Regions from separate parts of the Homo sapiens genome. Here all the other regions are linked to region 1. Evidence: chromatin contacts called from ENCODE Hi-C or POLR2A ChIA-PET data. All regions are on one chromosome and are shown on one strand. Each heading gives the region's core, a stretch centred on a gene start or an enhancer-like site at or near the end of the contact. The rest is flanking DNA. Distances are from core to core; before and after follow the strand shown.

Evidence for each region. A loop is a pair of places that touch in the nucleus more often than their neighbours do. ChIA-PET counts read pairs that join two places held with the same protein, here RNA polymerase II (POLR2A). Pooled maps may share reads with other maps.
Region 2: a loop to region 1 is called in a pooled map, with 9 times the contacts of the local background. The contact joins the promoter of PM20D2 here to the promoter of MANEA-DT in region 1. A Hi-C loop is called at or near these places in 1 of 37 single-sample maps with no recorded cell type and 6 of 50 pooled maps. POLR2A ChIA-PET finds 5 or more read pairs at or near these places in 1 of 52 experiments (T-cell).
Region 3: a loop to region 1 is called in a pooled map, with 9 times the contacts of the local background. The contact joins the promoter of LYRM2 here to the promoter of MANEA-DT in region 1. A Hi-C loop is called at or near these places in 6 of 50 pooled maps.

Annotation. Positions count from the first base shown.
Region 1 is chr6:95,575,333-95,580,244 of GRCh38, reverse strand. It overlaps MANEA-DT (MANEA divergent transcript), which reads left to right and starts at 2,794. Exons shown (of 3, transcript NR_104136.1): 1 at 2,794-3,152. It overlaps MANEA (mannosidase endo-alpha), which reads right to left and starts at 2,710. Exons shown (of 5, transcript NM_024641.4): 1 at 2,607-2,710. RefSeq lists enhancers at 2,111-2,210, 1,674-2,614 and silencers at 2,411-2,470, 2,751-2,840, 2,891-2,970.
Region 2 is chr6:89,143,527-89,148,438 of GRCh38, reverse strand. PM20D2 (peptidase M20 domain containing 2) reads right to left here and starts at 2,384. Exons shown (of 7, transcript NM_001010853.3): 1 at 1,830-2,384. The coding sequence starts at 2,294. It overlaps LOC101929004 (a long non-coding RNA gene), which reads left to right and starts at 1,573. Exons shown (of 4, transcript XR_942766.4): 1 at 1,573-2,746; 2 at 4,606-4,692. RefSeq lists a silencer at 1,638-2,567.
Region 3 is chr6:89,636,816-89,641,727 of GRCh38, reverse strand. LYRM2 (LYR motif containing 2) reads left to right here and starts at 2,981. Exons shown (of 3, transcript NM_020466.5): 1 at 2,981-3,056; 2 at 3,846-3,986; 3 at 4,375-4,912. The coding sequence starts at 3,012. The coding sequence ends at 4,455. It overlaps MDN1-AS1 (MDN1 antisense RNA 1), which reads right to left and starts at 3,196. Exons shown (of 4, transcript NR_111915.1): 1 at 3,092-3,196. RefSeq lists enhancers at 3,182-3,231, 3,452-3,681, 3,034-4,233.

The DNA of each region.
Region 1 (4,912 bases), core at 1,545-4,044:
GCAGTGTGTGTGTATATATATATATGTATATCTGTGTGTGTGTGTATATATAGACTACTGACCGTATACACACTTGATAAGTTTACGGTGTATACTGAACATATTATAAAGAATCGTAAAGATCCAATAATTTTAAAAATCCAATTTAATAAAAAAAATCATCTTCAACGCTGTAAAACCACAATGACCCTTGAGATGCCTAAAATGTCTGATCTTGCAGGAAAGGGGTGGAGGAACTAATTTAGCTTCAATAAAAGAAAAGTATTATAAGTCACCATAGAGAAAATATTACAAGTTTATTGCAGATATATCTTTCCAAGGCAGGGACCTACTCAAAGTATTGGCTACTGAAAATCTGTTTTCTCCTCAAAAGACTGTTTACATTACTCATACACAATAGGTTCTTTTGAACCTGTAGCTTCTATTTTTTGAGTTTTGTGCTTTTAATCCTTTGAAATGCTGACTTGAAGCTTAGTGATGTCTAATAAAAAATTATTGGACATATCCAGCTAGCTAAGAGACCCCAAGAGATTCAGAAGCAGGGTGGTATGAATTAGTACTTCAAAAATTATTTGCTTTTATCATGTAACTCACAAAAGCCAAAAAGACTTCCCTTTCAATTAACTAAATTAAATCACACAGACTTCTGGTGCTTTTTTTAAAAAATATATTGTTTTCTTCTAATTTTATTTTGTATGAAGCCACCGGAGATAAATATAACTCAATACTAGAAGACACATCTGGAACTTTCAAAATCAGTTTCAAAATCAATCCTTGCCCAGGTCAGTTTTATTGTAAACACTTGTACCCTCTGGTTAACAGAAATTCAGTGAGGTTTAGTTTCTGTTTTTTGTTTTGTTTTGTTTTGTTTTTGAGATGGAGTCTCACTCTGTTGCCATGCTGAAGTGCAGTGGCGCCATCTTGGCTCACTACAACCTCCACCTCCCGGGTTCAAGCGATTCTCCTGCCTCAGCCTCCAGAGTAGCTGGGACTACAGGCGCACGCTACGACGCCCAGCTAATTTTTGTATTTTTAGTAGAGACAGGGTTTCACCATGTTGGTTGGCCAGGATGGTCTCGATCTCTTGACCTCATGATCCACCCACTTCGGCCTCCCAAAGTGCTGGGATTACAGGCGTGAGGCACCGCGCCAGGCCGCAGAATTTTTTTTAACCTCATTTTACAAATGATGAAGCTGAGCAGTTGGTAACTTTTTCAAAAATCTCTGGGCCAGCAAATGGCCAAGAAACCAATCTAAGGTTAATCACCTAGCAAGGAGCAGATCGAGTCTGGCTCAAGAACTCAAGTTCTTGTCCATGCTATTCTGCCTTCCTTTAAGGTATTAGACAAATCAAATTTAGAGGATACACCAGTTATTTTTGTGACACAAGATGAAAGCTGCTGCTATATGGTTATGTTTTCAATTAAGGATTATGTACCTAATAAACAATGATTAACTGTTACCTACTCCATAAACTGTGCCCAAACTTCATCTAAAGACAGCTTATTCTATTTTATGATCATACATTCACTATTCGTCACACGAATAACAGCAACAGCTCTGGAAATGGTGTTTTCATTGTTGTGATTTTTTGTTTTGGGGGGTGTTTTTCTGCATTGAGCCTGAAAATCCACAAATTCACAGCACTCATGTTTTTTTCAGGTGTGATACACCTGAAATAGATGTATTGTCATGAAAGTGATTTGCAAACAACGTGATACAGTATCACCAATATCTAGGTTTTACTTTATATTTTTGTTTCAAACTACTGCCTCAATACTTTAACGTGAACAGCCTATTCCAGTCCCATTTTTCTTATTTTCAAGTTCTTAATCAACATTATCCCCCCCTTGTTGTTGTTTTATAGCACTTCCACATTTTCTCCTAACACTTATCCGTAGGGTCTTACAACAACAAAACCAAACAGTTATACCTGCCTGTACTTCAAGTTGCTTCTTTGGAAAAAGGAACAACAAAAACACTAATCCAGCACTGTTGCATCCCGACTTAGCAAAGGCTAAGAGTCTAAGATGACAGTGCCAAACACGTTAACAGGTGAACTGAAAAACCATCTCTAGCGGCCTCGCCATCGGGCGGTCTCCTCCCGATGCCCAGAGGCGACAGCTACCTTTCCGTTGCACCCAGAGCCCAGCAGGCCTCGATCCTTCTACTCTCCCGGTCGGCTCAAGGCCCAGAGGCAGTCTGGGGGCACAAGGAGAAGGTGCTGAAAAAGGCTTCCATCCGACCCGAAATTTCCACCTTGTCGGGGAGACAAGGAAAATCCGAGGCGACAGGAGGTACCGTTTCAAAGAGGAGGCGGCGACGAGGCCAGTGAGGTGGGGATAAAGCAGTGTAAAAGGCAGTAAAACTAACGCAGACTAAAACAGGCCTAAGAGTGACAGCCTAGGTTAATCGAGGGGGCTACAGGCTCGCCGCTGGGCGCCACCAGCGCCTGCCAGAGGGGCGCCGGGTCAAAGGGCGCCCGGAGGAAAGCGGCCACCAGATTGGCTGGCGGGCGAGCGCGCAGGCGCCCGCGGTGGACCTCGTGCCTGCCGCCGCTGCTGGCGCCGCCGCCTCCAAGAGGTCTGACTCCTGCAGCTACTCACCAGGGTCGGGTAATTCACTTCTTGCAAGGACTCGGCCAGAGGAGAGGTTAAGACCGCGAACATAGAGCTGACTGCCGCCGCGCCCCGAGCCCAGACAGCCCCTCCTCCCCGAAGGCGCGCGCACAGCGTTCCGGGCGCTTTCAGGGGCGGGACGGGTGGGGGCGGGGTCACGGAGCGGGCGGGGCTCGGGGTCTTCCGGAGCCTCCGGTCGCGGGTCTAAGAGGACTAGGGCGGGAGCGGCGCGGAAGAAAGAGAGGACTGCGTTTTGGGGCGTTCTGTCAGAGGGGAAGGACGTGTGGATTGGAGTCAGACTGCACTCCCGCCCTATTTCTGCAAGTAGAACTCACTGCCTTTAGAAACGGTCTTCTGAGGCTCTGTTGGGAGGCTCTAACTGTATTACAGAGGACACATTTTTGTTTGTTTTTATGTGAAACATTCAGAAGTTGCTTGCATCAAGTGCTTTACAAGTACACTGGTTTTCAAACTTTTAAAGTTGAGGAACTGTTTTGATTTTTGTAAAAATAGAACTTTACTTGGAAGCCCAAGGTAGGCAGATGGAGATGGCGTTTTTAATTTGCGAATGTATTCTATAAAATCACATCTGTACTGAAGTACTAGAAATAATTGAGGATAAGTCAGATGTGAAGAGCAAGAACTTTTGAAATAGGATTACAACTGAAGGTTTCCATCTTACATTAGCTTCAGAAAACAAGAAAATGCTATCTTTTGTTTGGTTACATAGTAACAGGAAGTCCTTATTCAAGCTAGAACTTGCTGATGTGAACAGTTTCATAAGGGCTCTCCTTAAAAAGATTTTGTACACCAATTTTAATTGGGAAATATACATATGAGTATATCTCATGTGCATATCTTAAAGAAGAATGAAAAATGCCCAGGTACCCACTACAGAGCTTAAGAAAAAAAAAATGCCAGTATTTTTGGAGTCTTCTAGAAAGAAGACTCTCTAAAAACATCTCCTTCCTTCCGTTCACCATTATGCTGAATTTTATATTACTCATTCCGTTGTATTTCTGAAAATAGTTACATATGTACGATTCCCTAAAAATACTATTTTCCTAGTTTTATATTTCATATGTGAATCATTCTTCATTTTTCCCCTTTTTTCACTAATTTAGGTTTTGAGAGGTTTTGAGATTCGTCTGTATACAAGTCCATTTCCCATAAACTAGACTGGCACATCGTTACCCTTATGCTATTGTTAGACTTTTTAAGTTTTTGCTGATAAGAGCATCTGATTGCTCTTTTAATTTGCATTTTCCCTTTTGCTAAAGCCTGTTCTTAATTTTATCTCATTTTTTATTAAATTGCTTGCTTTTGAAAATTATTTTGTAGATAATATTTATTTTTTCTAGTTTAATTCTCTCTTGTAAGTTACATGTGTTGCAAATGTCTTCTCTTAGTTTATGGACTGTCTTTCCAGTTTTTATGATGTTTCTTGATTGCCAAAAGCTTTATGCTTCAGTATACAGCTTTTTGAATTTAATAATATTTTACATTTTAATTTTGTGCTTTTTGCTTTCTTGCTTACAAGATTCTTCCCAACATAACATCAGAAACTATTCTTTCTTCTACAAGTTTAAAAGTTTAATTGTAGCAACTTTAAACACAGAAAGGACAAATAATAATATAATGAACACCCATGCACTCAACTCTATGTATTAAAACATTTTGCAAACCCCTCCTCCTAATGATTCTTGTCTAAAATTGCCTTAACTATACTTGGCTCTTTACTCTTTCATTGAAATTTTAGGATGAGCCAGCCAAGATCCATTTAAAAAATTGGATTTCAATTGGGCATTTTATTCAACTTGAGAATTGCATTTAGAGATTTAGTGAAATGTCTTCTTATCTATGAACATGGTATATTTATTTTATTCAGGTACTTTATGTGCTACTATGCTTTGTAATTTATTGAGTATCTTTCATTATATTGCCTCCTAGTTTTATTACTAAAATTAGAGATCTCTCTCTTTAAACTCTATTTTCTAATTGTTTAGTAACATTGTATTAAAAGAGCATCAATTTCAATATATTGGTACTATCTCCAGAAGCTTCGCTGAATTTTTTTGATTGCTTGCTTTATTTCCCTGTTACATCTTTGGATGACCTATATAGGTAATCATATCATTTGTAAATAAGAATAATGGTTTCCTTCTTTCTCTCTTTTCAAACCACTTATTATTCAGTTTTTTCTTTTATTTATTAACAGAGCATCCAGTGCAATGTTTAATGGAAGTAATAATGGCATTCTTGTCCCATTCCTCACTTTACTGCAATACTGCTAA
Region 2 (4,912 bases), core at 1,135-3,634, 6.4 Mb after region 1:
ATAAACAACTAATATATTTTCAAGATCATGTATAAGAACACAATGAAACAAGCTGGAAAAGTCTTGGCTTGCAAAGGAAATCAACTTAAATTCCATTTTCAGATAATTAATAACTTAACCTTGCTAAAATTGAGAACAACCATTTGAAGTTAGAAGAGTGGGCCGGGAGCGGTGACTCATGCCTGTAATCCTAGCACTGTGGGAGGCCGAGGTGGGCGAATCACCCGAGATCCGGAGTTCGATACCAGCCAGGCCAACATGGCGAAATCCTGTCTCTACTAAAAAATGCAAAAATTAGCTGGGCGTGGTGGCACACACCTGTAATCCCAGCTCAGGAGGCTGAAGCACGAGGATCGCCTGAACCCGGGAGGCGGAGGTTGTAGTGAGCCGAGATAGGACCACTGCACTCGGCCTGGGCGACAGAATGAGACTGTCTCAAAAAAAAAAAAAAAAAAAAAAGAGTGTACATTTCTCAAAGTTTAGCTTTTTTTTGGCGGTTCTACAGTGCTCAAACTCTGACATGAAGCCGCCGCTCTTTTTTTTTTTAAGAGGAGGCCTCGCTCTGTTGCCCAGGATGGAGTGCAGTGGCGCGATGTCGGCTCACTGCAACCTCTGCCTCCTGGGTTCAAGCGATTCTCCTGCCTCAGCCTCCCGAGTAGCTGGGATTACAGGCGTGAGCCACCACGCCCAGCTAATTTTTTTTTTTTTAATATATTTTAGTAGAGACAGAGGTTTCACCATGTTGGCCAGGCGGGTCTCGAACTCCAGACCTCAACTGATCTGCCCACCGCTCTTCATTCTTGACCCTTAACTCATTAAATACGATATGTCTCTCGCTGACTACTCAGAACCTTTAAAAACGTGGTTGAAGCGAAATCTCTCCAGTGTTTGTGACATGGCAAAGCATGCTTCCCCCAACCCAAACAAAAACCTAACAAATGCAAAAACGAGCCTCCAGAGACAGAAAAAAGAAGGCAGCTAAAGTGAAAAAGCCACAAAAGATGTAGTGTTAGGATAAAAGAGGAAGGTTACTGACACTGGGGGAAATGAACTAAAGAGTATGAAAATAAAACATTTGTTTTCCCCTTAACTGAATGACGATTGAATCTTAGCTCATAGTGTAGAATATACCATCTGGAAAAGCAGAGTAAAACAGGATTAAACTTGCCCTACGACAAACATAAACGACATTTCCCTGTTTAAAGAGTCGAGGTATTTCTTAAAATCATAAAACAAAAAAATTAAGACTTAAGGATGAACTCATCTATGTATAATGCTCATTCACTTCCCCTTTATTTGTATACTTCTAGGGGTCTGGTGGTTCTAGCGACTGAAAATTCCTATCCAAATACCAATGACTTGAATCACATTTTCTAGGACTGCCACAAACAAAAGATTTATTTGGAGACGAATAAAAAGGGGCCGTAGGATTACCTACAAGAAGTTATTTCCTCCTGAGATTGATGGCACAACCTTGTCAGCAAATTGCTGTTGCCTCTCTCAGTTACCAAAAATAACCCGTAACAAACACCAGGCTTGGGTGTAAGTTCTTTCCTAAGGGAACAACTCAGCAGAGCTGTTTATAACTAGAGAGGAGGAAACAATAATCTGCAAGATGTCGCCAGGTCGGCAACGCGAACTGACTTTGACTGGGGGTTCAGCTCTGCTCCTGCGCCGAGGCGAGGACCGCAGGTTTAGCGCGGTCCCACACACACCTGCCCCGGGCGGGAGGGCACCGAGGCGCGCGGGACGCACGAGAGTCCCGCCCTTCCCGGGTCGCCCCCGACCCGGGCAGTCGGATAGGGTCCCGCACCCGGGCCCCACCTCACCTTCACGGGCGGAGGCGGCCTGGGGAGGCCCTCTAAGGCCCCCCTCACGCCCAGCGCGGCCGCCGCCCCGACCTCAGCGATGAGGTTGTGGCCGCAGGCGTGGCCGATGCCGGGCAGCGCGTCGTACTCGCAGAGGAAGCCCAGGTGCAGCGGGCGTGGCGTGGCGCTCGGTGCCCGGGCCTCCGGCGGCTCCCACTCGGCGCGGAAGGCCGTGGGCAGCTGGTAGTGCGGCTGCACTGCCCAGGAGGCCGCGGGCGGCTCCCGCTCGAAGAAGTGCGTCAGCACGCGGTGGGCATGGTGCTCCTCGTAGGCCAGCTCGGGCTGGCTCCAGATCGCGCGGCTCAGGGCCCCCAGCCGCTCGGCCGCCTCGTCGATGCACTCCGCCGAGCGCAGCTTCAGTAGCTCCAGCTCGGAGCGGCCATTGCACGCGCCCCCTTCCACGGGCCGCTCCCCTCCGGGCCTCATGCTGCCCAAGCCCGCTGCCCTCTGCGCCCTCTCGCTCCCTGGCTCGGCCGCAGGTAGCGACCGCCCGCGCACGCGCCCAGAGGCCTCCAGGACCCCGGCGGAGCGCGCACGCGGCCACACAGCTCCCAGGGCACCACCCCCAGTCCCGGGGCCGCCCCCGGCGCCGCGCGGGAAACGCTGGCGGCCGCTCGTACCCTACCAGGCGCTCTGCCCCGCCGTGGGGTTTTGGGGGTGCTGTGGAGAAGGCAGGGCTCGGGACTCTTCCACCTCCTTGGCTGCTCTGGCCTTTGAGTTATGCTCTAAGATTATCGATTACTTTTCCGTTGTTGCTTATTTCCCACAGCAGCAGAATGAGAACGGTTATTAGTTAATAGCCATCAGAGACAGACCAAGTGGAACACAGTCCTCGGAAAAACGCCACTCTGTAGCATTAGTAATTAAAACCTCACAAGGTTTGTATTTCCTGAAGGAGGCCGTCAGTGTCAATGCTGTACTAACGACGGTACTGTACGTAAGTTTCGGTACTGCCCCCACTTTCTTCTCCTTGACATTGTATTACTAAAAGCTGCAGCTACTCTCTACAGTTTTCTCATTGGTTACTAATGTCTGGAACAGCAGCTAGATTATGCAGTAAGCTCTTGGTATGTATTAGCTATTATATAATAATTTATTTGAATAGAGTAGAACTAAAAATTTGAAATGAGTTAAAACCAAAGAGTTAAAAGATTTATGGTAGTAAATATTCATACTGTTTTGTTGATTTGGACAGTTGTCTTGAACAGCTTTGAAAGGGAACATATGACAGGTTTCGTTTATAATTTTAATTGATGCTGAACTCCACTAACATGATATGTGCAGCTGGTGTTACATTATAACTGAGTTTTTTAATTACCCAGTGAAGAAATTCAAGATGTCATGCTCTTGTTTTTCTCCAGAGTGAACCACAAAGTCTGAAAAACTGTTGTTGACGGTATGCCTATTAATAACACTGTAGATGTTTATATTCTGAGGTTTTCCACATATTAAAAGCTTCTATCAGCTCTTCATACCCTATCATCTTTCCTTAATTTGTCTCAACTATGTTAAATGGGACACAATATATTAATGTGATAAACCAAATGAATATTTTGAAAATAAGTCTAAGGGAAGCTAACATGCACGAAGACTATCAACTACTGTTTTTACTACTCTATATGCTAATAATACCAGAGTAAATGTCACATTCCATTCACGTCTGAAAACTTTCTTTCTCAGTTAACACTCCAACAAAAACTCAGCTCTAAAAACAACAAATGTGTTATTAAATTCCTGGGCCCCCTTGGCGATAATAAATCTTTCTCTGGTATTCTGCTGAAGAAAATTACCCTGTATCCACGAGATCCAATATTATCCTGCTCAGTTAGTTGGCTAAAAAAAGGGGAGAAGGGGGGATTGGAGAGCAAAAGCAATAGGTGACATTTGTAGAGCAATTACTCTGTGCTAGGCACTGTTCCAAGGGCTTAGCATTTGTTAACTCATTTAATCCTCACAGCAAACTATGAGGTGGTTAATGTGGTTATTTATCTTCATTTTACAGATGTATGTCCAAGATTATAGAGCTAGTAAGTAGTGGACCCACTGTAGAACAGAAGCCAGAGTCAGCCTCCAGTGGCTGACTTTCAGCCACCATGGTCTATTGCTTGTGTAAACAGACATGCAAATTCATAAATGCATCTCCAGTTTATCTATTCAAATCAGAACCCACAACACTCATTTTGAATAAATTTTACTGCAGCAACTCTGCCTGCTGACATCAGTAGAACCCATGTTTGCCCTCCTCAGGCATCAATAAACAGCAACAGAAAAGGGATGCATATAATTTCATATAGAAGCTGCTATTTATATTGCTTTGCAGGAATTAACAAAGCTGCCACTTGAGGTAGAGGAAAGACAGATTCATTTCAAGCTCTGTTCCTTGTGTATATATGTGGGTGGGTGGGTGGGTATACATGCCCACAGGCACGTATGTATTCAGTTTCTACTGTTGACACCTTGTATTTCTTGCTCATGGTATTTTGCACCCTTGAATTCATTTATTTGATAAACTGTGATAACTTGCTGACCGTTTATCTTCCCCTCCAGGCTTTAAACTCTTTTGTTTTCCCACTGCATTCCCCAGCACCTAACATCTTATGGTCAGCATTTCCTCTGTGTTAATAAATATTTGTTGGCTGATTATTCTTCTTGAATCTAATAAACTAACTGAATAATGGCAGCAATTAACCATTAAACGACACTGACTACCAATAGACATTGTTATGCTTCTTCCTAGACTTCTCAGTCCTTTATGTGGAGCTGGGGGCAGGAAGAATTGCTTCTGGAAGCTGATGGAGTTGGACATGTGGCTTTCTAGAATCTGGTCAGCTCATAAATTCTTACTATTACTTTCATTTGTACCCATAATATTCATACAACTGTCTACCCTATCTATGTGCTACTGGTAAGGAACCTGTATGTTTTTATTAGAAACAAAAAAAAATGTATACAAGCTCCCTTCCTTTAGCTGGTGCTGGATCTGAGGAAACAATACAATATCCAGAATTTAGTATTAAGATGTATAACCTTTTTGGGGGGGTGAG
Region 3 (4,912 bases), core at 1,732-4,231, 5.9 Mb after region 1:
TCTCACTTTGGATAACTTCTTCACCACTCCCGTGGCCTCCACCATCACTGAAGCAAAAGGACTGTAAAATTCTCCATCCAGGGGTCCAGGAAATCTACTCTTTGGTATTCTTAATTATATTCAGACATCTGCTGGATGTCACTGTGTTCTAATTCCCCTATTCCAAACCCATTCCTTCAACATTCCCCATCTGGGATGACCACTCCAACAGCCACCCTGTTTACAAACTTGGGACTTAACCTATACATCTGCTTTACTTCCTTCTCCATCTCTATCCATACCCCAATCAAATTAATTAATCATCTTGTCCAGTCAGGCTTCTGGATATCCTGTCCCATCCCTCCCCCTCCCCCTACTGCACTGTGACTGGGACTCTTTTAATCTCTAGCAGGGACTACTTCAATGGTATCCTGGCCAGGCCAGTAACTTCTCTTTGCTTGCTTCACTTCATCCTATTCACAACATCCAAGATCTTTCTAAAAGTTCTGTAGCTGAAAATCCCTTCAAAGCTCTCCCTTGTGAAGAGGGTAATATTCAAGCTTCTTCATGTGACCTGTGAGGCTCTTGCTTGACTCTCCTGTCCCTCCTCTCCCAGCATTCCTGCCAGTGTTTCCATGTGTTGTCTGGAATCCTCTTAGTGATTCTGCGTTTCTGACAAATACCTAGCTCAGACAAGCCCTCCAGGAAGAATAATTTCCCACAGTATGAACTGCAGCATTCTTTGTTAGCACTATATTGAACTTAGAGGTTTTCCTGCCCAAAGCATGAGTCTTTGAGCAAGGAGCATATGTGACTCACGACAGCATTACCAGTGTCTAGCAAGAGTGAGCCCTTTTTTTTTTTTTTTTTTTTTTTTAAATAGAGCTTTGCTCTTGTTGCCCAGGCTGGAGTGCAATGGCGCAATCTCGGCTCACTGCAACCTCCGTCTCCCAGGTTCAAGCGATTCTCCTGCCTGAGCCTCCCAAGTAGCTGGGACCACAGGCGTGCGCCACCAGGCCCGGCTAATTTTTTGTATTTTAGTAGAGACGAGGTTTCACCATGTTGGCCAGGCTGGTCTCGAACTCCTGACCTCAGGTGATCCACCTCGGTATCCCAAAGTGTTGGGATTATAGGCATGAGCCACCGCACCTGGCCTGAGTGTTTCTTGATGGGAAGAAGAAATAATGTAAAAATGTCTTTCTCACATATTAATGTATAGATTCAACACTACTTCAAAATTCCAACCAAGATCACAAGATGATTTGGAGGGAAATGATACAAAACATTTCTAAAGATTATAGAGAACAGTACTAATGGATTTTTTACAAGAAACTAGAGTCCTGCCAGATAATAAAAACATATAAAACAAAAAGTAAAAACTTAACCCTAAATGAAACAATTCTGGACAGATTACTCAGACCCTAAAAGAATTTATCATACAGTCAAAAAGGCATCCATCATAAAGCCCCGAAAAAGGAATGAGTTATGTAATCAATGGTATTGATACAGCTTAACATCTAGAAAAGAACTTAGATCCACGTGATGCTGTAAACCAAAGTAAATTCTAGATGGAGTAAATATTTTAAAAATTAAAGTTTTTAAAAAACGAATTACAAAGGCCTGAATGGGAAATGAAAAGCCTCAAAAGGCACAAAAATACATGATTGTATAAAGTTTCTGTATGTATAAAGAAATGACAAAAAATATAGAGCCCATATAAATGTCCTCATCATAAACGGACCCAAGTCATGAACAATTCACAAAAACAGTATAACTAAAAATGGCGAGGGGTATTTAACTTCACTCCTTTTAAAAAGTTAGCAATTAACTATTACAGCTAATGTATTAGACAAAATTTGGCATATATTATTGATAATATGATCATGCAGTTAGCATCATTCATACAATGCCTGGTAAAGTTCAAAAGAGCTAATGATTAGAGTTCTTACATGTGCCAGGACCTGTTCTCAGTACATTAGAGATACACAACTGAGGTAGATGCTATATTTCACTTTACAGGGGAGGTAATAGGCCAGGAGAGGGGAAATAGCCAGAACACAGCTAGGAATAGGGAGCCCCAGGATGCTAACAGGCGAGGCAAGCAAGTCCCCAGTAAACTAGTAATTGAACATTTTTCGTTCTATTTTAATTCGATACAACACCACTTGGAAAATTAATATGGCAAAGATTCGCTAACTCCACTTCTAGTGATTTAACCCAAAGGCATGTGTATTGTGGGAAAGATAAAACAACTATAAGGAAATAAAAGCAAAAGCCTGAGGCTTAGGGATGTTAGGCTCCTCGTTATTAGTGATGAAAAGTGCTTAAGACTGAAGTGGGTGAGCCATTCAAAGCTTTGTTTCAAATGATCATGAAGGCCACCGCTCCCGGAAAACCTTTGCGCTACAAAAGAACAGGACAAAAACGAGAAAGAGAAAAAACCAACACAAACTGTAAAAGAAATTAACACTTTCAATTTTAGTATTTTCAACTATACACATTTTTAAAGGCTCGAAAGAACATTTAAATACGTTTTCACCTCTTTCCCCCAAAAAAACCTTAACTTTTTTTTCGAGACAGGGTCTCGCTCTGTCGCCCAGGATGGAGTGCAGTGGTGCGATCTCGGATCACTGCAACCTTCACTTCTCGGGTTCAAGCGATTCTCCTGCCTCAGCATCCCGAGGAGCTGGGATTACAGGCACCTTACAGGCCTCCCAGAGTGCTTGGGACTGCAGGTGAGAGCCACCGCGCCCGGCCTCCTTCACTTTCATTTGAACTCTCTTTACCAGGAACTGTGTTAAGTGCCCTACCTTTCTTCTTTATCAAAACGACCCTATGGTGCACTGTTATCCTATTTTACCGACGAGAAAACTTCGGCCAGCGCAGCAGCTAGGGCTCAGTCCCGAAGCCTCGCGCTCTCAGTCCGAGAGCAACCCGCGGGCCGTCTCCTAGGAAACCGGGCTCGCCACACCCCTTGGTCGAACCCCACTTCCGCTCCTGCGCGCTGAGGCTCCGGCGGACCTCTGGTGGACATGGCTGCTTCCCGCTTACCCCCAGCGACGCTAACGTTAAAGCAGGTACCGGCGGTTCTCTGCCTTCCAAAGCAGCTTACCTGGGTCTGAGCTGGATTCTCCATCTGTCCCTATCCCCAACGGGGCGGGTTCCGGGGTCCTGATGCGGCGTGCGCGCCCTCTGAGATTGGCCCGATGCCTGCGGGGCGGTGCTTCGCTCCGCGGGGCCTGACGGGAGGCACTGGCTGCTTCCTTGGTTTGGTGCGATCGCGTGAGACAGCGTCAGGCGCTTGATTTCCCTGAGTCCCGGTGCCTCAGCTGCCCAGTGCCCACGGTAAAAGTCTATTGCACTGAGCTGTGGCAAACAGCAAATGAGATTACCAAAGATTTGAACAACTGTTAATTTAGAAAAAGTGCTGTCGTTGTAATAACAACTTCTAGGAGACCGGCAGCCCTTTTCAGCCCGGTAGGCAGCTCCTGATTTTTTAATGGTTCTTAGGTTTGACAGAGCAGTAAGCAAAAAGATCAGATGAACCTCGTGATGCTTTCTTTAAAACATCTTTTTGAGACAGGGCCTCACTCTCGCCCAGGCTGAGTGCAGTAGCGCAATGAAGGCTTACCTCAGCTTAGACCTCCTGGGCTCAAGTGATCCTCCCATCTTGGCCTCCCAAAGTGCTGGGATTACAGGCCTGAGCCACTGCATCTGGCCAAAAAAAGAAAAAAAAAAGTTTTTCTTTGCCTTTTTCAAAATTGACCAACGAGAAGTACTCTGGTTACAGCTTGGTTTGCTGAAGTAGAACTTTCCAGGCTGGCGATTGTGCAGTAGTAATTGCTATTTACTCCTCCCTTTTACAGTTCGTAAGAAGGCAACAAGTTCTTCTCCTCTACAGAAGGATTTTGCAAACAATTCGGCAAGTTCCAAATGATTCTGATCGCAAATACCTGAAAGATTGGGCAAGAGAAGAATTCAGAAGAAACAAAAGTGCCACCGAAGAGGTGAGAACAAAATCATGGTGAGGACAGATCCTAACCCTTTTTATTGATCAGTGAATTTTTTTTTTTAAGTTTAGCAGACATCTTGGAATATAGTGCCACTGAGCTGGTATATCTTGATCATTGCTTGTAATGTTACCGATTTTAAATTATTATTTTAAAATTTAGTATTTTAAAATATGTAGATAAAAGAGTATCTACACTCTTCAGCATCATCACTTGACTTTTATGTTGTACATTTTATATGTATGTATGTGGAACTCTTTTAGCTTTTCTAAAAGGCAGCAGTTCCAATAGGTAGTATTGGTTCTTGATTTTAACAGATAAAATGGTATAGCTATACCTTGTTTAACCAGGTAAAACTATAACCAGATTTCACTTTATTCTACAGGATACAATCCGGATGATGATTACTCAAGGCAATATGCAGCTCAAGGAGTTAGAAAAAACACTTGCTTTAGCAAAATCTTAACTATAGCATTATTCTGAAGGATTTTCAAAGTCTCCATGTGTTTTGTTGCATTTAGGATTAACAATGGACAACACAAAGCCCAGTCTTACTATTTATATGTACAGTATTTGGTGATAGAGAGCAAAGGAAAAACACATCAGAACAGTTGCCTTAACACTGAAAAACATACCCTGCATTTTGAAAATGTTTATGGATGTCTCAGCAGTTCTTAAAAGAAGAAAAAAACCACTAACAAATGGCCAGTAGATGCTGGACACAATCATTAGGGAAGTGTAAATCAAAACTACTATGAGGTCGGGTGTAGTGGCTCATGCTTGTAATCCCAGTACTTTAGGAGGCTGTGGTAGGTGGATCACTTGAGGTCAGGAGTTCAAGACCAGCCTGGCCAGCATGGTGAAACCTCATCTCTACTAAAAATACAAAAATTAGCTTGGTGTGGTGGTGCATTGCCTGTAGT